3 separate regions of the Homo sapiens genome follow, and all the other regions are linked to region 1. Evidence: chromatin loops called from intact Hi-C (ENCODE). Cell type or tissue: endothelial cell of umbilical vein. All regions are shown on one strand.

Evidence for each region. A loop is a pair of places that touch in the nucleus more often than their neighbours do. Peaks named below come from ENCODE experiments on the same cell type or tissue, not always from the same donor. Only the 100,000 strongest peaks of a DNase experiment are listed, where the experiment ranks them.
Region 2: a loop joins it to region 1, with 5 times the contacts of the local background. A loop is called at or near these places in 3 of 110 quality-filtered maps.
Region 3: it touches region 1 in a loop (11-fold over the local background); 4 of 110 quality-filtered maps call a loop at or near these places.

What each region holds. Positions count from the first base shown.
Region 1 is chr13:70,719,298-70,727,297 of GRCh38, reverse strand. No RefSeq gene overlaps it. Among named protein-coding and RNA genes, the nearest start is that of LINC00348, 290 kb to the left of the region's middle. In endothelial cell of umbilical vein, no CTCF peak of the experiment used is centred here; a DNase peak (open chromatin) is centred at 3,367.
Region 2 is chr13:72,689,752-72,697,751 of GRCh38, reverse strand. No RefSeq gene overlaps it. Among named protein-coding and RNA genes, the nearest start is that of MZT1, 34 kb to the left of the region's middle. In endothelial cell of umbilical vein, no CTCF peak of the experiment used is centred here; DNase peaks (open chromatin) are centred at 971 and 3,291; H3K27me3 peaks cover 2,040 bases.
Region 3 is chr13:70,959,623-70,967,622 of GRCh38, reverse strand. No RefSeq gene overlaps it. Among named protein-coding and RNA genes, the nearest start is that of LINC00348, 52 kb to the left of the region's middle. RefSeq lists an enhancer at 7,560-8,000. In endothelial cell of umbilical vein, CTCF peaks have their summits at 3,084, 3,289 (motif pointing right) and 6,546; a DNase peak (open chromatin) is centred at 6,582.

The DNA.
Region 1 (8,000 bases):
GTAAAAATTCATTAGTTGTTTCTTGATTTATTCTTCTATAGTTTTATGTACATTCATGATGATAATTATAAGTGTTTGTATATTTATTACATAATACATAATAAAATATTGTATATTATATAATATATAAAATATAAAATTATAAGAAATAGTAATTATTATGACACTGAAACTAACATATAGCTCCTGTACCAAGAGCAGTGTCTGGAGCTTAATCCTCATTATATTGGTGTCATTATTATCAGCTTTTTATTAATGAGACAACTATGACACAGAAAGTTTTTATATCTTGTACAAGAGATCACTCAGAGAGCTAAGTGGTAGAAGCAGGATATAAACTGAAGAAGTCTAGATCATATAAATATATACATGTATGTAGATAAAATCTCCGTATTTTAAAACTATAGTATCATATTTTTACTGAATTATTGACTATTTCTTGCTGTTGGAACTTTTTTTTAATAAAGCTCCAAGTTCCATAGATTTCTATAAATTCAATAAAGTGTTCATACTTAAAGATAAGTTTCCTCACTGGTTATCACAGTTCTATGAAATTTGTATGGTTATAGCATAATTTAATTAATTCATCTCTCATTGAAGAATATTTATATTTTTTCAATCTCTCTGGTACAAACAATAATGTAATAAATCTTTATAATGTCTTTCACATTTAAGAGAGAATCTTTGCTATAAAGTTTTTGCTAGATCAAAGAGAATTTTTAAATATAACATTGACTGATATCATCAAGTCACTTACCATAATTAATATGTAGGACAACTTGTTTTCCCACAGCTGCCCAGAACAGTGTTTTATCAAATACAACTTGTATGTTTTCTGTCTTAGAGATGACAAACGGAATCTCAATGTGTTTATATTTAGAAATGTTCCCAACATTGAATAAGGTTAAGTATGTTTTTACACACATCTTCAAGAGTAATTGTATTTCCTTTCCTTCTTATTGTCTCTTCAAATAATTTGCCCATTTTTCTACTGAACTGGTCATATTTTTTTCAAAGAACTATTTATACATGAAGGAAATTAGCCCTGTGTGATGTTTTCAATTTCCCCCACCCTCAATTTTCATTTATCTTATGATTATTTTTCTATTGCTCAAAAGATTTTTGTTTTTTCTTCCTTTGTGCATTTAAATATAGTCAACTATATCAATCTCTCAGTTTATGACTCTGAATTTTGGGTCATGTTTTGAAAAACTTATCTCAATCTGAGCTTATAAAATAATTTCCCCATGGATGAATCTAATACTCCTATGATTTCATTTTATTCTAAAACATTTAGTCCATTTGGAATTTATCATTTATTCCTTTTGGAGTTACCATATATTTTAATTTTAAGTCTGATATTTTCAGCCAGGGTCAGGCAGCCTATTGTATTAAGTGAATATTAGGACCTACTTTTTTTGTTGAGTCTTCAAAATTCTTCTTAATTTCACTGACATCTTAAGAAGTTGTTTTATGTCCTGTACCTTTACTGACACAGTAGTTAGCATCCTTCTTGTCAACTTTTTATATGGTGAAGCACAAACTTTTACAAACAAATAATAGTTGTGATTGAATTTTACTTATTATTGAAAAATTGCTGTTTTTAAATAATAATTTTTCTGTACTATTCACTAAATATCTTTTCATTCATTGAATCCTTAATTTATCCACAACCATAAGTTGAATTCTTGTTATATATATATGGGCTGTAGTCATACAAATATAGATGAGACTCAGAACTCAAATATGTGAAAAACAAGCGAATCAGTAGTTTCTACTCTTTGGTTTCTGTATTCCTATAAATTGTAACTTGTAATGACTCTCAAAATTAAATGTTGACAGTAGCATGCCAGATAAATTCACCAAAAATATCTAACATCTAAAAATATCTAATAAAGAGAAGGCTTTGATTAATCTTTGAGGATTAATTAACTAGAAAGTTATCAATCATTAAAATGATGTTTACTCAGACTAGTAACCAAGAACAATTGATGGCAAGATCATGGGAAATCCTTCTTAATGTCATAATGGAAGGTCAATTACTTGGTGTACTTTTTCTTCAATCAACTACGGTTCTGATGAACTATTCTTTTTCTTCATCATCATGAAATTAATGCTATGACTGCCTTATGTGGGATACGACATTGTACAAGATTACAAGATTACAGCATCACCTGAGAACCTGGTGAGATTTTGGGTTCTAGACGTGATGCTGCTGCAAGTTTTGAAATCTCAGGCAGGAGATCCTTCATTTGTAGACATGAATTCGAATAAATGATACCTAATTTCACTCTCCCTTTTAAAATGCTGTGATCCTTATCTTTTTTAAACATTCATCTGGAAACCCTGATTACTGGATAATTTAGTTCAAACAACTGAATTTGACCTCAGAATAAAATTGTTTTGAAGGCTTGTTTTCCAAAACATTGCATGAACTCTCATTTCTTTATTTCTTTTACTTTGACAAAACCTAAAACAATAATCATTTGAAATTCTACTCCTTGAGATAAGCCATAGGACATTAACCTACAAAAAAAGTAAATTGAATGGAACATTGTGTAAATAACAATGAAGAATCACTGCATTAAAATATAACTGAGTAATTTCTTAGCTTACAAAAATCTATAAGCAAATATCAACTCAGAAACTTTTCTCTTTCAGTTTTGAATTCTTCTAAAGATTCAAACTAGCATATTCTGCCACATCAATTTACTCTGTTTGTAGTAGAGTAACCTTACTGAACTTTGACCAGTCTATAGTTCCAAACCATCTGCTTCCAAAGGAAAACGATGCTTTCTTCAATGAAAGACATAAAAACACCAAATATATGCCTAATTGCCCAGCTGGCTGAGTTTAGAAGAAAACACTGCAAAGCTGATTGGTAAATTGATTTTGCCATTTGCTGTGGTTTTCTGCAAGCATCTAATCAATTGGATAGTTTGTGCTGACCCATTTTTGGGTTATTGTGTTCTCTCTGTAATATTTATCTTCAATACCATTTTAGCCTTATGTATTTTTATACATTTGTAAAATGAAAGCACTCTCCTTATGCTGATTCTAGAGTTTTTATATGCCAGGTACATATAATGCAGAGGTACACATAATTTAAAAAGTTAATCCAGTGTTCGGCATAATAAAAAGTTTCTCCATCAAGTATATTTAGTATAGGAAACAATTAATGTAATTAAGCTGAGGGATACATTTTTTAGATACAGTAGTATGAACACTACATCGATTATAAATTTGAGACTTTTTTCTCTTATATATTTGTCCCATAAATTCATAGATTCTAGAATTTGGAAGTAACCTTAAATGTCCCATATTCCAACAAGGCATCTAATGTTTGAATTCCCTCTACAACATCTCCACCATGTGGTTATCTGGCCTAAGTCACCACCAGTGAACAGGAAACACATTATGTCCTGTGGAAATTAATTTTATCTCTGTTTAGTCCTAACTATTGCATAGTCCCTCTTTATGTTAAATTCAAACTAATATATTCTAAATTATTAACAACTGGTTTTAATTCTAAACCATTAGTGCCTAATACAGTGAGCCTAAATCACTCATTAATGCTCCCTTACCATTAATAATCTTCTAATATCCCAAGAGAGATATCATTCGAATCCCTGTGCATTTCTGGCAGATATCCTCTGAACATTCTATAATGTGTTCATATTCCTATTGAAATGTGGAGCTTGAAGCTACATATTATGCACTAGGTGGTGACTGATTACCAGAGTAAAGGCAAATTATTACTTCATTTGACAACACTCTTGACATGAAACTTTCATTAATGCAACCCAAACAGATGTTGAAATAAACCGTACACTACTGAACTGTTGTCTATAACCCTAAATTGCTTAACAGATATATCCCTTTCCTGTAATTATGCAGTTTGCTTTTGGCTTTCTATACCTACTGGAGTACATTTAAGTTTGCTTATATTAACTATGAGCTATCTGTTTTATCCTTTCATTCAAATTAAAAGCAAAATGAATTTTATTTAAACATTTTAATTTCATATTTAATATCTATAATTCTATTAGTAGCTGCATATGACAGGAAAAAATGATGATTGCAGTTTAAACCAAATAAAAGTTTATTTCTTTTTCATGTGGAAAACATTAAGAGGTTCATAGTCCAAGAATGCCATAGTGACTCCATTGTGCCACCAGTAGCGCTTAGCTATTTTTGTCTGTTTTTATTTTCTTTAAATCTATAGTTATGCATGAGCTCAAGGAACACAAGAAAGTGTACCTATTATTCCAGCTTGCAGTGAGTTCAACTAAAATACGGGGTTCCTACTAAGGAAGAAAGAGAGATTACACACTCAGGAGGAAGGAAAGAATATACACTCTTTCCAAGCATACATGGAATATAAACAAGAGTTTTTAAATCTATTAGACAATAAATCAAATCATAACAAATTCCAACGTATTGAGAACCATAAAAAAAGATGTTTTATATTCACAAAAATTAATGTTTTAAATACCTGGCAATAAAATATTCTTACACACTCCTGGTAGAAGTTTAAATCTGTTTAACAATTTTGAATGTTATTTTGTTATAGAGTAATATTAAATATTTGTAACTTATTCCTCAACAATTCCATTCCAAGTAGAATCTCTTTAATTTCTTTGCCAGGAGACTTGCACTAAACTGTTTGTAATAGCCGAATACTGCAAAAAAGATTCCAACAACAGCAGAAAATATGAATGATTTGTCTTACATAGCAGGCATATCCACAAGGATAAACCTTAAAAACATGAAGCATCACAATAATTTAAAGGCATAAAAGAATATAAAAATTGTAAGGACGTTTGTATAAATAAATCAATAATATATAAACAATTTATTATTGGTGATACACATATGAACTGCTTTCAAAAGTTAATGAAACTGAAGGATGATGAAATCAGTGAAAAAGATTCTCTTTGGGGGAAGGGAGGGAGATAAAGACCATCGGGGACAGGTCAATGGGGAACATAGATTTGCTAAGTGATATTCTACCTCTCAAGTTGAGTGCCTGTTATATTGTTGAAAGTGTATGCATGCATTGCATATACTACTTTATATACAACATTCTTCACTGAAAACATGTAAAAGTCAAACAAAATATAGATATATTTTTATTAAAAGAAACATATGAAACAACATGATAAAGAAAGGTACAAATAAAGACACAGATATATAAAGAAAATGCAAACTAAACATAAGTAAGACTTAAGTATGAGACCACATAGAATTTAATATTTAAAGAACCTAAGTCATTAAAGGGACACATTATATAATAATACAAGGCACAATTTATGAATATGTGACAGTCCTAATTCTGTCTGGAGCAAAGAACACAGTCAATGAAGCAAAAACTATTAGAAAGGCAGGGAGAGATCTGTTTCAATATTTTATGCATTTATTGATGCTCCAGAATACCTGAACAGGGCTTGTAATACTTGTTATTAAAATTTGCTTTTTTTAACGAATAGAAGAGATTATTATAATGGAACATTTACTATAACCAGTGAATTCAGGAGGATTACTACAAAAAAAATTAACAATGTAATTTAAAAATCCCAGAATATACATATGTATGCATATACATATATACCTCCATTTTTACATGTATTTCTATGTATAATTATCTATCTATAAGACATGCTAAATTTTTTGAACCATAAGTATTTTAAAGGCCAAATGTGTGATTTTAACCTAATAAAATTTAAAACAAATAATAAAGAATTTCCCAATTACATTTCTGGATTGAAGCAAGAAACATGCAAAGTGATGTTACAAATTATTTAGAAAACAATTAACCTGTATTTTATACAAAGAATCTATGATTAGCTAAATGATAGAGAAAAATGTGAAGACATTATCTTTCTTATCAAGTTAAAGAAAATAGTGAAGTAGCTAAAAAATACTTCGTGTTATTTTACAAGTAGAAAGTGGAAATTCACAAAGATAAGAGCTAAAATTGAATAAATAGGAAAAGAGCAAAGATAAATATAACCAGTCTTTTTCTAAGTATGAAAATGTCATTTAAAGGCTTTGTGAGACTGAAGAAGCAAGAAAGAGAATGAAAATAAATTGTTAAGGGAAATTAAAACAAATATGATCACAGATAAAAATTAGAATAAAAATGCAACACTATATTAAAAAATTTTAAATCTAAAGTAACTGAATAATTTACTAATAAACTAAAAATACCATTATACATAAATAATAAAAATAAAATAGAAAAAATTGAAAATTTCATTTGAAATCAAGAAATATGCTAGAATAACAATATTTTGCCACTGAGTTCTATGTGAAATTTAAAGAATATAGTATTACAAATAGGGAAATAGCTGTGAAGTTACCTTATTTCTTTAATATACATGCATGTTATTCCAAAATAAAATAATGATGGAAAATAAATTCATAGGTCTGTAAACATCATTTAAAAGTATAAAATAGTAAATTCATCTTAATGAATACCAGGAACTTGATCAGAATTTGTTTGCTATTGTCATCATTATTTTTGTAGCAAATAGAATGAAAAACAAAATAAAATGTTTGCATCATAAAGTAAAAATATAAATATATGAGATTTAAATATATGATAGTCATAAATATGTTGTATTACTAAATAAAATGTTAGAGGAAAAAAAGGCATTCCTTTCCTGGTGAGAACATACTGTAGTTTGAAGAAGCCTAAAATACTCTGGGGGATTAAGGAATCTTCTAGAATTCACTACAGTGACTGAATATGAGGTAATACTAAAACATTAAGCTGTTCTCATAAGCACTAAACACTTAAGATTGAAATGTAAAAATTATTCTAAACATAATAGCAACGAAAAATGTAAACTACTTTGTAAATAATTAACATAGCAACATAGGTCATACACACATAAAATTGTGGTAACTGAAAGCCATATATTAAGGTAAGACCAAATAGTGATATAGAACATATTTATGAATAAAATCTTAGTGCCATAAAACAGAAATTCTCTAAACTCCAACTATATATTTAAGTTTATTTCAACTAACATTCTGACAGGATTGGCATTTTGGGATGGTGATGGTGAAAATTAAATATTATAAACTTAAACTCAAATGAAATAACTAAGATTTTATGGAAAAGGAAAAGTGAGATGTGTAGAAACAAATAAGTAGATTTATATATGAGACAAAATGCAGAGAAAGCAGTAATAGGACCAAATTAATATGAGAATTTAACATACAACAAAAATGTATTTCAATTTAGTAAAAAAGTGATTTAGTAAAGTTGGTGCTGCCATAATTATTTATAATTCTAGAAGCAAATAAACCTTGCACTGTATCTTACATTTTAAACCAAAATAAAATGCAATTATACTACATATATAAATTTTTGAAGGTTGAAAACTTAAAATTATAGAAGAAACTACAGTCAAATATACTAATAAGCACAGTGGACAAGAACATAACCAAGATGGTATAAAAGTATAAAAAACGAAACCTATTTATTCTTATGTAATTAAAAAAATGACAAAGGACATTATAAACAAAATGAATAGATGCATCATAAATTGGAAAGTAAATTCATTGCAGCGAAAGTGACAAAGTATTGTTACTTACAATAAACAGTAAAATATTGTAAATGAAAAATAAATAAAAGATAAAACAAAAATGGTGAAAGGAAATTCATAAATCCACAGAAGAGCAAAACAAAATATAAATAATTATTATACAGCAAATGTTAAAACTCACTATTTGTCAGAGAAATTAACATTAAAATACAAATAAGTTACTTATTTTCAGCTTCAGACCAGCAACAACAACAAAAGCTAGCAATAACACTCACTCCTTGAAAATATATAGAAAAGTATTATACTTTCATACTTTGGCAGTAGAAATGTATACGTGTAGCCTTTCTGAAAAGCAATCTGATGAAATCTATTAAAAAAAAACAACAGTTACCCTGCACCTCCAAAAATTCACAACTAGGAATATTGCACACAGAACTAATCTTA
Region 2 (8,000 bases), 2.0 Mb before region 1:
AGGAGTTCATGGAGACAATACATGCAGTACAGGAATAAGCACTATGATAGAAGAAAGTACAGATCATTCCAGGAACACAGAGAGAAAGGCACCCAACAGGGCCTTCATACATAAGGATGGCAGCTAGCTTTTCCACTTCTTGGAATTGTCAGCAGCATATTTTACCTAGTACATGCTGGGGAAAAAAAAGGGTTGATAAAATGAATCAATAATCCGAGCTAGGAAGTTTAGTCAAATCCCAGCTCTGAAATCTATGTATATACCCCAGAATAGCCCATGTAAGACCTGGCTGCCCTATATTAGAAATGGCTTTTAGTAGGCTCCAGTTCTACATATTTAAAATGATACATGCAGCAAGTGTGTTCATATATTCATTGTCTGGAATAGTACCACAGACTAGACAGATGAACAGCACATGTTCCCTGTCCTCAAGATGTTCACAATCAAGTGAGACAGACTCACCGAATTACAACATAGAACTTGGCAGGATGGTGTAATCATTGAACAGGAACTGGAGTTATAGTTAGCAAGCCATGGGAGTTCATTCCACCAGGAACCAAGCAAGTTTTTTGCAAGGGAATTGCCTTTGAGCTGGTATTTAAATGGTTAAGAAAAATACTTCCACAAGCAAAAACCAGACAGTAAGGCAGCCCTTGAAAAAGCTTGGGCAAATGGATAGTCTTTAAAAATAAACAACTCACCTCCCCCCAACTAATTAATTAAGAGAGTTCCCTCTACCTTTTTCTGTATTTAGTTTCTTTGGCAACATGAGGAATGCTTAAGGTGATCCACAGCTGGTCTACCTGCAGACCAAATCAGAAATAGGGAGGGAATGCAACGTTTTGTTTTCTTTTCTTGAGATTTCCAATAAGCCTTTCCTAAATAGTTTAAAAGACAATAGAATTAAAACATATAAATTATGAATCCTCATGGATTTCATTTTTCCACTAGATGGCAGAAAAAGCACTTGTAATGGAAATTACATTGTCATCTATTTAATCAATTCTGCAGACTTTTTTAAATAAAGGGAGGTATATTTCATTCAGTTTGAACAGTACAATATGATTATAGTACAACTGATTATTCCATAACTAATTTAATCATATTAAGCTTAAAATTAAAAAGAAAACTTTAAATTAGTTTGTGTTTATATAAGTACATCTATGTCCAAACATCTCAATTAAGATATAAATGATGGAGTTTCATTGGCTTTAGAATACTACTATACTCTCTTTTAATGCAGACCTTTACATAAAAGGCAGCATTCAATATACTTAAAATTAATACAGAGTAATTTTTTATGTTACACATGGATTTAATTGGGGGTACAAATGAAGTATACTTAATTATGATATAGTGCAGGTAGGGATAATAATATAAGTTTAAAAAGTGATAAAATCACGGCTGTAAACTCAAAATGTTCTCTTAAAAAAAAAAGATAAAAGCTGTGAGGACTAGGTAAATATAGCACAAAAGTTAAATACAGTATATAGCTTTTCTTAGCATGCCAGTAATTCTAATGTGCTTTTTTCCATTGTATTTGTGTGCCATTGTCATTTATCTACAGTCATTCTTCAGAGACATTTGTGATTACACTACTTTACTAGGCACTTGAGTAGAGCTGCATAGACAGTTGTACCCTTACTCTAGTTCATTACAATCAAAGAGAAAATTATTTTATGCACCTACAAGGAGCCAAATGGTGATAAGTGAGTTACACAAAGGAAAATGTGTTAGGAAACAGTAACATAATTTAATAATGTAATATCAAATTGTAAAATAAAAACAGTTCAAAGAAACTAAGTCTTTTGTCTTTATTTCAGCTATTGCTTTTGCTACTGTTTATCTTAGAACTGGCTTTCCAAAAAAATAAAGAGTGAACCATCAGCAAAAAAGGAGGAAAAATAGAGAATGGAAAATGGGAAGTGATGAAATGGAGTAAAGTCCCATCATTCATTCAGTCCACAAACGTTTGTTGAATGTTCGCTCCAGGTCAGGAATGGTGGTGGGAACAGAGACATGGCTTCTTCTCTTACAATGAAAGTACAACAGAGAGAGTCGGGGAGGGGTGAGCAAACAGAAAGCAGTGAAAGAATTGATGAAATTTCATGACAGTTATCATGGTGGTGGTGTTACCCGAGCTCACTTCTCTCCCACCTTTGCATAACTGCCTCCTCACCAACAAAACAAAAAAGTAAAACTCTGGAGTGTGCTAGGAATGCCCACAATCCTCAGGGATCTAGGGAGGGTCTTGTGTTCTGAGAAGGGTGGATGTAAAGCACATCCGTAGTGACTTCCAAGTGGCTTGCTATCTTAGAGAGTAAGTTATACACAGTCCTGGGGTCTCTGGCTTAGAAAACTCTGTGCTGTGGATGGCAAAGATACTTGATCTTATTTTGAGTCAAGGTGAGTCAATAACTTTCTGGGAATAAGCTGCTCACATTTAAGCTGTGCAGTAAATTAGTTTCCAGGACAATGTAATTTCTGAGTAAATTATCTTCCTTGGCATATTGAGTGGAAGGCTATTTTTCATGCCTGTTTCTTTGTAAAGGCAACTGTGGGTTAAAAACAAATATAAATGTTAGAATGAAAGAGAATCTGATCTGGGGTACTTTGTATGAAGAAACATTACATTGGATTTGCAGAAGCATTATTTCCTTGCAGAACCAAATTTTAGAAAGTCCTATTGGTCTTACTTCTGGCACCTCAGGTCCTACTGGATGCTAAATGTGGGACCCCAGTCAGTCTGTGCTCCAGTTTCTTAAATGACATATCATCAAGGATTAGACTTTCAGCTTTTTACTGTAAAGAATAGAGGTTGAAGCAGCTCACTATTCAACTAAAACAAACTGAGAAGAACTCTGGTGCAAAGTCTCAAGGCCGACGCCCTCACCCCAATGTTTTAGGTCTTCAGCTCTCCTTTTGCTCTCCAAATAAAGAAATAAAAATCTGGGCTTTTTGCATAAATTCTTTCTTGTGTTCTGCCCATCTCAATGGTGTCACTGCAAGTGTCTTTCTATATCTATAACCCGAGCCATAGAGTAACTTCTTTAGGACTGTACGAATGGCTCTCTCGTGCTGACCCAGCTCTGAGGAGACTCTGCCCCCAGCACACCGAGTGGTTTTTGTCTTTCTGCTGAAACCTGGGAAGAATGTGTAGCAGGGCTCCTCCGAGCACAGGACCCTGTGGATCTACACTCAGCACATCTTTAATGGGCTCAGAGCAGTGACAGCTGTGACGAATACCACGGCAATTTCCCAGATAAGATTGTATCCGAGTAGGGGCTACATTTCCTTCAGAGCTGCAGAGGCCATTATTATTCTTTGGAGAGGAATTCTGAGGAGGAAATAGCTGATTTAAATGCCTGCTGTCAGTTGCCAAAGAAATTGTTACAAAATACGGCTATAATGATGTGGAAAACTGCCCATTGCTTTGGATCCCACTTTTTTTTGTGTGTTCCCCTCCATTCATCATCTAAGATTTCCCTCTTAGCCAACCAGGTGCATGAAAACTGGTGCGCTAGACAAGCCTTCTAACTTGGAGTCTCAGTTTGGGGTTCTGTCGTGTTTTTTTGTTTTTGTTTTTGTTTTTTTTATGGTTAGCCAGTCATTTCTCGTGACCTCTTAAACACTTGTGTGGTCTTCTGAGAAACTGTGTTTAGCTCAGAAATACTAACCCAGCTTGCCTGGGTTAAATTTCACTTATTCAACAAGTACTTGTTGAGCGCCCACACATGAGAGGGCAGCATAAGGTAGTGGTTTGGAGCCAGGTTTCTGGAGTCGAACTGCCTAGATAATAGCCCTGGCTCCACCAGGATGACTAGTTGTGTGATTTTGTTGTGTGATGTTAATATGAATAAAAATAATAATGGCTCACAGTAGGTGTTCATTAATACGTTCACTACATCTGTAAATAAGAACATTATTACCATCAAGAAATTTAGGCCAGATGCAGTGGCTCATGCCTGTAATCTTAGCACTTTGGGAGGCTGAGGCAGGCGGATCACTTGAGGCCAGGAATTCGAGACCAGCCTGGCCAACATGGTGAAACCCTGTCTTTACTAAAAATACAAAAATTAGCCAACTGTGGTGGCACGTGCCTATAACCCCAGCTACTTGGGAGGCTGAGGCATGAGAATTGCTTGAACCCAGGAGGTGGAGGCTGCAGTGAGCTGAGATAACCCCACTGCACTCCAGCCTGGGTGACAGAGGAAGACACTGTTTCCAAAAAAAAAAAAAAAAGAAAATAAAAAGAAAAGGAAAAAAAAGAAAGGTATCATCTAAGGTCTAAGACAGGACATGTACAAGAATAATATAAAACAAGATAACATTCTGTGTGGGGTCTCCATTTCCCCTCCACAGTGCCCTAGTGGAGGTTCTCTATGAGGGCTGTGCCCCTGCAGCAGGCTTCTGCTTGGGCACCTAGCCTTTTTCATACATCTTCTGAAATGTACATGGAGGCTGCCAAGCCTCATTCAGTCTTGCACTGTATGCCTACAGACTTAACATCACATGGAAGCCGTCAAGGCGAAGAGCTCACACCCTCTGAAGCAGCAGCCTGAGCTGTATCCGGGAACTTTGAGCCACAAATCGAGCCAAGGGGTCAGGATGCAGGGAGCAATTTCCCAAGGCTGCGCAGGGCAGTGAGGCCCTGGGTCTGGCCCACAAAACCATTCTTTCCTCCTAGACCTCAGGGCCTGTGATGGGAGGGGCTGCCACTTAAATCTCCAAAATGCCTTCCAGACATTTTCCCCATTCTCTTGGCTATTAGCAGTTGGCTCTCTTTTAGTTATGCAGATTTCTGTAGCAAGTACTTGCTTCACAGCCAGCTTGAATTCCTCTCCCCAGAAAGCTTTTTCTTTATCTGCCATGTGACCAGGCTGCAAATTTTCTAAGCTTTTATGCTCTGCTTTCTGTTTAACTATAAATTCCAACTTTAAGTCATTTCTTTGCTCCCACATCTGAGTGTAGGTTATTAGAAGGAGCCGGGCCTCATGTTAAATATTTTGCTGCTTGGGAATTTCTTCTGCCAGATGCTATAAATCATCACTCTTTAGTTCAAACTTCCACAGATCCCTAGGGCATGAACACAACACAGCCAGGTTCTTTGCTAAGGCATAACAAGGGTGACCTTTGTTCTAGTTCCCAATAAGTTCCTCAGCTTCTGCAGAGGCCTCAGGAAGCTTACAATTATAGAAGAAGGTAAAAGGGAGGCAGGCACATCACATGGCCAGAGCAGGAGCAAGAGAGTTGGAAGGAAGTGCCACACACTTTTAAACAACAAGATCTCTCAAGAACTCACTATCATGAGGACAGCACCAAGGAGATGGTACTAAACCATTCATGAGAAATCCACAGCCATGGTTCAATCACTCCCAGAAGACCCCACCTACAATACTGGGGATTACAATTCAACATGAGATTTGGGCAGGGACAAATATACAAACTATATCAACCAGTATTCTTAGCAATGGTTTTGTGGTGTGTTAGTTATACGGTTTGGCTCTGTGTCCCCACCCAAATTTTACCTTGAATTGTAATAATTCCCACATGTCAAGGGCAGGACCAGGTGGAGATAATTGAATCATAGGGCTGGTTTTCCCCATACTGTTCTCATTCTAGTGAGTGAGTTCTCACAAGATCTGATGTTTTTATAAAGGGCTTCCTCCTTCACTCAGCACCCATTCTCTCTACTGCTGCCCTGTGAAGAGGTGCCTCTGCCATAATTATAAGTTTCCTGAGGACTCCCCAGGCATGAGGAACTGTAAGTCAACTAAACCTCTTTCCCTTAAAATTACCCAGTCTCGGTTATTTCTTCATAGAAGAGTGAGAATGGACTAATAGAGTTAGGCTCTGCTACAGTTTGGTTTGTTTGACCCTGCCAAACCTCATGTTGAAATTTGATCCCAATGTTGGAGGTGGGGACCTATTGGGAGGTGTTTCAATCATGGGGGCAGATTTCTCATAAATGGCTGGTGCAGTCCTTATGGTAAAAATTGAGTTCTTACTCTATTAGTTCACTCAAGAACTGGTTGTTAATAAGAGCCTGTTACCTCCCACCTCTCTCTCTCTACATGATCTCTGCAAACACTGGCTCCCTTCTGCTGTGAGTGGTTGCAGCCTGAAGCCCTCACCAGAGGCTGAGCAGATGCCATTGCTGTGCTTCTTGTATAGCCTGCAGAACAGTGAGCCAAATAAACCTCTTTTCTTTATAAATTATGCAGCCTCAGGTATTTCTTTATAGCAGCACAAATAGACTAAGATAGGCTCTCAATGCAAATAGACATGTAATATTATTTTTGAAATTTGACCTACCCATTTGTAATTAAATAATTTGAAGAAATGATTCTGAAGTTTTTTGATTTTTGTTTTTTAAAGAAAAGAGCTCATAATTTAGCTCACAATTCTGGAAGTCCAATACCATGGCACCAGCATCTGGTGAGGAACTTCATGTTGCATCATAACGTGTCAGAGGGCATCACATGATGAGAGGGCAAGAGCCTGAAGTTTTTTGGATACATGATTAATGGCTATCATAACTGAAATCACTCACAAAGATACTAGCTGGTAATTGCAGACGTGTAGTGCTTATTTAAAATAATGGTATATGTTTTTAAATCCCAATAAAAATGATGTAGAGGTTGTACTAAAATTTTGCTAGAAATATCTACCTTTTCTATTATTAATACACTGCTTTTGCAAACATGGATCAAACTGGGCTAAAATCAAGGTGCTAACAGAGCTGCAGCTTTTCTAGAAGGTCTAGGAGAGACTTGTTTCCCTGCCTTTTACAGCTTCTAGAGACCACCTGTATTTCTTGGCTTGTGGCTTCTTCTTCTGTCTTTAAAGGATATCACTCCAATTTCCACTTCCACTGTCACCGTTCTTTCCTGATTCTGTATCCTCCTGCACCCTTTTTACAATGAATTGTGATTACATTGGGCTTATCCAAATAATGCAGGAAAATCTCCCCATTTCAAAAAATTTAACTCAATCATATCTCCAAAATTCATTTTGCCATGTGTGATAGTTAATTTTAGGTACCAACTTAACTGGGCCATGGGGTGCCCAGATTGAATATTATTTCTGGGTGTTTCTATGAAAGTGTTTCCAAATAAGGTTGACATTTGAATTGGCGGACTGGGTAAGGTAGATTGTCCTCCTCAATGCGGGTGTCATCATCCACTCTATTGAGGGCCTGAAAAAAACAAAAGATGGAAGATCAACGAATCTGCCCCCTTTTTTCTGCCTAAACACTTGAGATAGGACATCTCATTTCAACTTCTCCTGCTCTCAGACTGGGATTTCTACCATCAACTACCCTGGTTCTCAAGCCTTGGGACTCAGACTGAATTATACCACTGGCTTTCCTGGGTCTCCAGCTTGCAGATGGCAGATCATAGAACTTCTCAGCCTCCATAACCTCTAGACTGCTTTCAGACTGAAGACTTCAACTCCTACTAGAATCTGCAGCCAGCCAGCCTGATTTGAGGACTTCTGGCTTCCCAGCCTCCACAATTTCTTGAGCTAATTTCTTAAAATCTCTGTTCTTCTCTCTCTCTGCTTCTCTATCTCTGTCTCTGTCTCACTGTCTACACATGCAGGCGGACACACACACACACACACACACACACACACACACACGATGACTAATATGAGTTAGGGAGCACTTTCAACCTCTGGGAAGGCATGATTTCAGGCATTATAATAAATTCCAGGTTCATGCGTGATATTAATAAATTTAGCAACCCAAAGTAAAATAAAATCTAGGCTCACTCATTCTTGCTCTAAAGTGTTTCTATCTTTAATCAAGTGAACCTGAAATCTAGATTAAGCAGTAAGTCTTGTTTAGAGAAGCCTCAATGCTGGCAAAAACTATTTAAAATATCATAAGTGATGGAATTGCAGTAGAACTAGGAGGTTTCCTAATTTGCCTCTTTTACTGATCTTACTGACTTTAAGTATTATAAAATCAGTTGATATCAATGTTATAAATACTG
Region 3 (8,000 bases), 240 kb before region 1:
CAGACCTGTGGGAAGAGAAAAGGGCTGGTTCTACACCCTCAGATTTATTTCTGAGCCTAGGTACAGCTGATGAGACCAGCGACTGGTTGGAGGATATTTAAGGCTGGATGTTTTATGGCATGGGCCCATGGGCCTATGCAGATCTGCAACCACCTAGGGAATATATCCATGCCAGGAGTACTTTCTGGTTCTTTATCTGGGAAGAGCCTCTCTTTCTCTTCTAAACCCTCTTGAATCTGGCTTGTGTTTGTCTCTGTTGCTCAGTATGAGGCAACAACCTCCAGCCATGGACTAAGAAAAAGAATTGTGTCATTTCAATAATTCAGCATACAAATACTCTGATATTTTCATTTTAAACTCTCATTGAACAATATAAAGATGAAAGGTAAAATCCATGTTAATAATTTAAATTTTTAATTGCTTTTTTCCTTAGAACAATTAAATAGTAAATAATAATAATAATAATAATAAAACACCATGACAATTTGAGAGAGGGAGGAAAGAGGAAAGGGGAGAGAGAAAAAGAAAGGAAACAAGCTTGTTTGTTTGTTTGTTTGTTTGTTTTAAAGATGAAGTTTCCTTCCTGTTGCCCAGGCTGAAGTGCAGTGTCGCCATCTCGGCTCACTGCAACCTCCTCCTTCCTAGTTCAAGTGATTCTCCTGCCTCAACCTCCCGAGTAGCTGGGATTACAAGAGTCTGCTACCACGCCTGGCTACGTTTTTCTATTTTTGGTAGAGATAGGGTTTCACCATGTTGGCCAGGCTGGTCTCAAACTCCTGACCTCCAGTGATCCATCTGCCTTGGCTTCTCAAAGTGCTGGGATTACAGGCATGAGCCACAGCGCCCAGCGAGGAAACAAGATTTATTTATTTATGTTGAGACGAAGTTTTGCTCTTGTTGCCCAGGCTGGAGTGCAATGGCATGATCTCGGCTCACCGCAACCTCCGCCTCGTAGGTTCAAACAATTCTCCTGCCTCAGCCTCCAGAGTAGCTGGGATTACAAGCATGCACCACCATGCCCAGCTAATTTTGTATTTTTAGTAGAGATGGGGTTTCTCCATTTTAGTCAGGCTGGTCTCTAACTCCCGACCTCAGGTGATCTGCCTGCCTCAGCCTCCTAAAATGCTGGGATTACAGGCGTGAGCCACCGTGCCTGTCCCCAGAAAATAAGTTTAATACATACCTTTAATAATACTTCCTTGCTGCTTTTTGAATAAGAAGCTAGGCATATTCATTTTGCATAGGAGCCCACAGTTTATGTAGCTGCCTCTGATAAGAAACCGTATTTGTCAGCTCTTATTATTATAAAGGCTCTTTTTCTTATTTAGGGCAGATTTTGTGGCAAATTTGCACAATTATTAGCACAATATTTACAGTAAAACTACATACATCTTTCTTTTCAATTTGATTGTTTCAAATTTAACACAATTTTCTTAGTTTTTTATTTCCAATTTAGTGTGAATTAATAAATTCATTGTTGTATACACAAATGTATAGTTGGAGTAATAACATGATTCCCATTTATACTTCTATTGAACACTGAAAGTTGGTGATGAGAAAATGGAAGATAAATATGGAATAAAGCCATAAGTATGCAATGCAAATTATGAATAGTAAATTGGACACATTGATTAGATTCCTAGAAGATGTAATATATTGAATAAAGAAGTCTGTCAACTAAGTTTTTGACAGGTGTCAAATACACAGAACTATTTTTTAAAATGAGATTAAGTAATTGGCAGAATATGCTATGTGCATTTTTTATGTTAAGTATAATTCTGTAACTTTATTAAAATGAAGACTACTTCAGCAATTGATAGTTTTTCAAAAATAAGTTACCTTAAAGATTCATCTCTCTCGTTGTGGTCCATATTCAGTCATGTATTCAAGATTTATTACATGGTTACCTTTATTTTGTAAGACCATAGTATCACTGCGTTCTTTATAATAAAGGACTGATGCATTCCGTGTAGGTTGAGGATAAAAGGCCATACTTTTTCTGTATTTTTAATATGGCCATGTGAAAGAATCAATTGTTTTGCTGCTTAGAAGTTTAACATTAATATAATAGGAAGATTTGTAGATATGGGCTCAAAATCTTCTTGAGTTAAAGTTGCCACCCAAAATCTTACGATGTAGGTGACTTCAGGAAGGAAATTAACATCTCTGAACCTCAGTTTTTATAATTGTCACATGGGGATAATAACACTTACTGTGTGGTACATAGAATGTGGGAAGCTATATAAAAAATAGTAAATAGGAAAACATTCTCTACACTTTGATAGACTAATCAAATGAAAGTTTCACTAACATTAATGGAATGACTTTCACTGTGGCTTGATTTGTACATATCCAGAAGAATAACATTAGTAGCCCAGTATGCTTCTATGACAATTTAGTGTATGCCAATCATTTTACATTTATCAGTTTCTCTCTTTGCCATTGGTATGTGAGTGGCAGAACAGTTATCTATATTAGATCTGTGAGGAAACTGGGTTACAAAAAGTGAAAATATTTGCCTGAGATCATAGAATCGTTGAGTTTCAGAAGTGGAAAAAGTGAATATGTACTCTAACTTCCTCATTTTGCAGATAAGAAAACTGAAGCCCTGAGAAAATCAATGAATGCTTCATGGTATATTGAAAGGGCAATTACATTACTACATGTTTTCATCTGGTCATTCTTTTTTTCTTTCTTATTCATCCAGTCCTTATAATGATAATAATTCAATTATGTAGTATCTTCTTCAGTGGAAACAAAGCTTATCAATCAACCAAATAAAATTATGATATATGTTGGTAAAGCACAAAAAATAATATTCATAAGTTTAAATTTTGTATTCATTCACTCATAACAAAAAAGTAAACAAATATAAGACTTGCTGTCAATTTTAAGAAGTGCCATAAAGAAAATTAATCAGTTGTCAAGACATGGAACAAAGGGATAGAAGGAAATAAAGTTGCTCATTTAAAATGGGTGGTTGGAGAAGGCTTCTTTGATGAGGTGTCATTTGAGTTATTTTGGATGAAAGGGTTAACCATAAAAAGTGAACTTTAAGTAGAAAAACAGTTATTGAAAAGATAAGATACTTTAATTGTATTTGAAATGCAATGGAAAGCTATGGAAGGGTTATACATAGAAAAATATCATGGTGCGTTGTACATTTTTAAAGGATCAGTAGACAATGATCAGAGGAAGCAGGTAAAATAAGAAACTATTGGAGTAGTTCAGATGAGAGGTGATGGTGACTTGGTGTGTATGTCTGATTGTGCAGCTTGTGTACTGCACACCTCTAGGTGGTGCCATTCTCCTAGACTGCAAAGTGTATGGTCTCCTAAAGAGTTGTACAATTAAAACCTGTAAAACTGTACACAATGATGCTGTTTACAGGGGCCGGGGGATGCAGCAGTGGTAAATGGACAGAATTGGCAGAACCAATACATACAGCAGAATAACTTATGCTTTTAATTGTATGGACATTGGTGGGGAGAAATGGGAGAATTTATATCTCTTTTACAACTTAGCAGATATTGGTGCTATTACATAGCTCTTGAATGCTTCTATAATTTCCTTTCTATATTCATTGTTTTCATAAACCATTGAATACATTATAAAATCCAATTGTTAAAATGGTTTCTAAATTTTTTAGAAGCCCTGGACTAATTTTTGCCATATGGATATGAAATGAATTTCATTTGTTAACATGAAAAAATTCTATAAAAGATTAGCTTAACAAATTGGAAACAATATGATCTTTCAAAAATTCAAGCTATACACAGTAAGTGGTCAATAGCTATTTATTGATGGTGATGATGTTGTCTGCCCTTTGAAGGGCTGTTAATAATACAATGCAAACAATGTGCTGTTAAAATCACTTGAATGGGTTATTTAATAATATGATTAGACTAATTTACTGCAAGATTGAAATTCTTATCTGGCATTAATATGGACACTAGACTAGGCCTTGAAAAGAGTCACATAATACACAGTACATTTTTCAGAAGATTTGCTTTTGTATATTCATGTAATTTGGCATTGAAATATTGGTTTAACCTATTATTGAATTCAAAATGTTGTGATTTCAGGCCTTCTCTATCGAGAAGTCACTTTTTTTTTCTTCCCAACAAAGCAAAACATATTGGTTCTTTGTAGGGTTTAACATATTAACTTGGTCTTAGAGGACTGGTATTTTAAAAAGGAAAACAAATAACTTCATTGTAAGGAGAATCTTCAGGGCTCTCTTTGAGAGGATTGGCAATTCATCCAATATTTTACTGCTGTCACTCTGTAATCTGTTGATTGGTGTTCATAATTCTTCACAGAGATATTGTAAAGATTAATGAAACAGAGTTTGTAAAGTATTTTATCTCCACAAACGCTAGTTCTGTGAGCTGAACGTTTAGAAGCCTCATTATACACAGGCTATACCGTGCCAGAACTCTTAAACTGTTAGTAAAATCTCTTAAGTGTTGTTCTTTATCATTGCTGTCTCAATAATGCAGGGCTGTGCCTATCATATCAGTTTTTGTCTCTTCAGGACTGTTTAAGCGTACTACTATTGATACTTGACATTTATCAGAGTTACAGTGATCCTTTTAAATTTGGAGGGTATAGAATTTGTATTTTATCTTTTAGTGTCGTCTAATAATGTCAAGCTCTATATAAGCACAACCCAGAATTACATAAAGAGCAATGCTCTTTAAAGTCTAGCCTCTGTATCATGAACCTCCCAAAGGTTTGCATTAAAAAATAATGCAGTATGTTCCTCTCCCCAAACAGCTTCAAAGTATAGAAAGCTTAATTAAAATGCCTAAAAGGTAGTACCTCATATCAACGCAACTTCTTGCATCATTAATTCCATAATATAATTTCTTCTGGAAAAAATCTTTAATTTCTAGAAGAAAGCAAACATAAACTTTCTTCATATTATTTAAGTCTACCTTGGAGTAGAAGGGATGAAGCATAGAGAGGTGAGGGAATTCTAGAGTAACCAAACAAACACTATTATTGTGAGTGATAGGGGAAGTGGTTGGATCCTCACTCACAGTTGCTCATAGGTTTCCAGGAACGGTCATGCTTAGGAGGGAATCAATACCACTGAGAAGATACCAAAATACACAACAATGTTCAGTCACTTACATGATAATGTTTCTTCGGAGGAGGAAATTTAAGCTAATCTTGTATAAGTCTCATTTTTGTTGTAAAATTTGATTTTTCTTGCTATGGTTGGAAGAATGCAATAACATTGTATGTTCTGAAAAATGTAGCTCTTTCAATTGTGTCATACAATTCATATAATGTATTTATTTGGCTTTATGATGTAAGAAATGTCGTCCTATTTCAAATAAAGAATTTGTGTAACTTTTTTGTAGTTTTCTGACTTGTTATACACTTGACAAAATATTTTCTAACATAAGAGTTTCTGATATATATATACATATCAGAATATGTATGTATATATTCCTTTCCCCAAACAGCTTGCATATATATGCATGTGTGTGTGTGTGGGTGTGTGTGTGTGTATACCTAAACAAACTGAGGAAGAAAAGGTAGTGAAGAAACTGGGGGAAACAAGATGAGACACATAAAAATAGATATAAAATGTGAAGATCTATAGCCATCCTAATTTTGTTATACTTTAAAATAATGCCTTTATTGTAGTCAAATGTTTGTGTTTAATAAAGATATATTTTTAAAATACAAACTGTCATTTTAATTAGAAAGTGATCATGTTGCTTATATTTTAAACCACTATTCATGCTGTAATCATCTTTTAAATAATCAAAAACAAAGACTATGTTTCTATAGTACATTATCTTAAAAAACAGTCTATGTTTAATGTGACTACCTGCTTTTTGTGAGAAGAAAACATTTTATGGACATGTCTTTTTAGTGTAAATTTAGATAAATTTATTCTAAATAAAATATTTTTATAAATACATCTATATTTCAAATTACAACATTATCAACTACCATTTACAAAGATCTTTGATTGCTTGTAATCCTCAGATTTAGTTAAATTAAAAGGACTCAGTGTAAATAAATAAATCCTCATAAAAGCAATCCAGATACAAAATTCTGTTTTCTTTTGATGAAATATTCTACTTACATTTACTATTTTAAAATATGTATTCTAAAAGCATTTTGCAATAATATAAATTTATGTTTCATTTTTGATAAATTTCCTGTAAATCTTAAAGTACGTTTATCATGATAGCAGTATTTGAAGGGACCCTATATCAGGTATTCCAAAATGCTACTTTCCAGAAGTTTTCTACCAGGATAAGTGGGGAATAATTTAAGGATTAAAGAAACTGAGTGATAATTTCTGAATATCGCTACAGGACAAATAACTGAGAGTTCTCTTTGAGTATGATCACTGGTAACGAAATTTGATGATGTATCAAAGGATAGTTTTTAAAAGCTGACAATAATTTAAAACCTTATAAGCTTGCAAAAGTTAAAAATCAACTTTTACTAGTTAGAATATTCGGCATTCTATCGGTAATATTGAAGATTTGTAACAATAAGTTTGACTCTAACAGGATTCTGAAAACGAGACTGTCAGAAAGGGGAAAAGCGCCACCTATTGATCCGAATATGCAAATTATGTACTGGTTTTTGAAGTAGCTGTGTAAAGCAAAAGAATTTTGGAGCTTTGCTTTGGAGCAAAAAAATTTACTAAGTTGAAAACTTAACTCCTTAATATAAAATTACTTAAGTCATAGTCATTCTCCAGAATATGATCTTTCATTTAAGGGTATATTAAATACGTCTTGAAACACAGTATTTACTGGCCTTCTTATTATGTTATCTTTGTAAGCAACAAATCACAACCCTCTCAGCAGTGTGTTTGATGAATTTTCTACTGAAATTATGAAACATAGGCATATTTTTAACTCAATAATGAAAGTTGTAATTAGAATGAAATTAGTCTTCACAATCCTGAGAAACTTGTGTTAAAAAACAAATTTTAGTTTAAGAGTCAGATGTGGTCAAATATGAACCATTTGACATGACATCATGCATGTAGCCTAATAAATGGTCTTAATATATGTAATTATAAATAGTCATTAGTTACATATTTCACTTTAGAATCTTAGAGCTTGATAATGAATAGTTAATTCATTGAGTGACATTTCAACAAATTGTGTTGAAATTCATGGACCATGTAGGCTGAGTGAAAAGGTAACTGTTATTATTTTAAAATAAGATTTTATGTCTTCATAGAATTGAGAAAGATTGACCTTCACATGAGATATCTCTATTCTTCTACTACATCTCCAATATCAATAGAAAACTGTTTTTAACTTACACAAGAGTGTCTTTTATCCTTTCAATGCATGGAAGATTATCAGGCTTAAATCCTGAACATATCTACAGGCTGAAACTGCCCCCAATCTCTGAAGTTATAGGGAAGCAATTTGGAGTAACATTTTAGAATAGTTCTTGCTCAGCAAAATGTTAACTGTAAAATCACTTAGCCTTCAAAAAAGAAACAATACTCTTATGTAGTTGAAGGAATTACAGAATTGTAAATACTGCTAATTAGATTAAAATGTGCTAAAAATTCCCATCAAATATGATTTCATATGCGCAGTATTAACTTACAAAGAAAGGCGATGTCCAAATTTCCATATTTTCCAAAGATGATGTATAAAGATTAGAGTTTGTGTATCTGTTTTACTAAAACGTAATTATAATGCCTCCATTTTACTAGCTTCACTGTGAAACTTTACAGGTTATCTTTGTTCTTTTCCAGATCAATAAGGTTACAGCAGATAACTATTAATATATTTCTTTGCATCCGCACAGTGAAAATTTTAAATATTAAAACGAAATATTGCAGCCCATATATCATCTACTCTTTACAAGACAGGAATGACAGTATTAAGATGCGCATTCAGGATAGCACTCTTTCTACTTTGAACGCTGTCAAGAACAAAGTGCTTTACAGACTTAAAATAAATCTAGGTACTAATCCATTGAATTTCTGACAA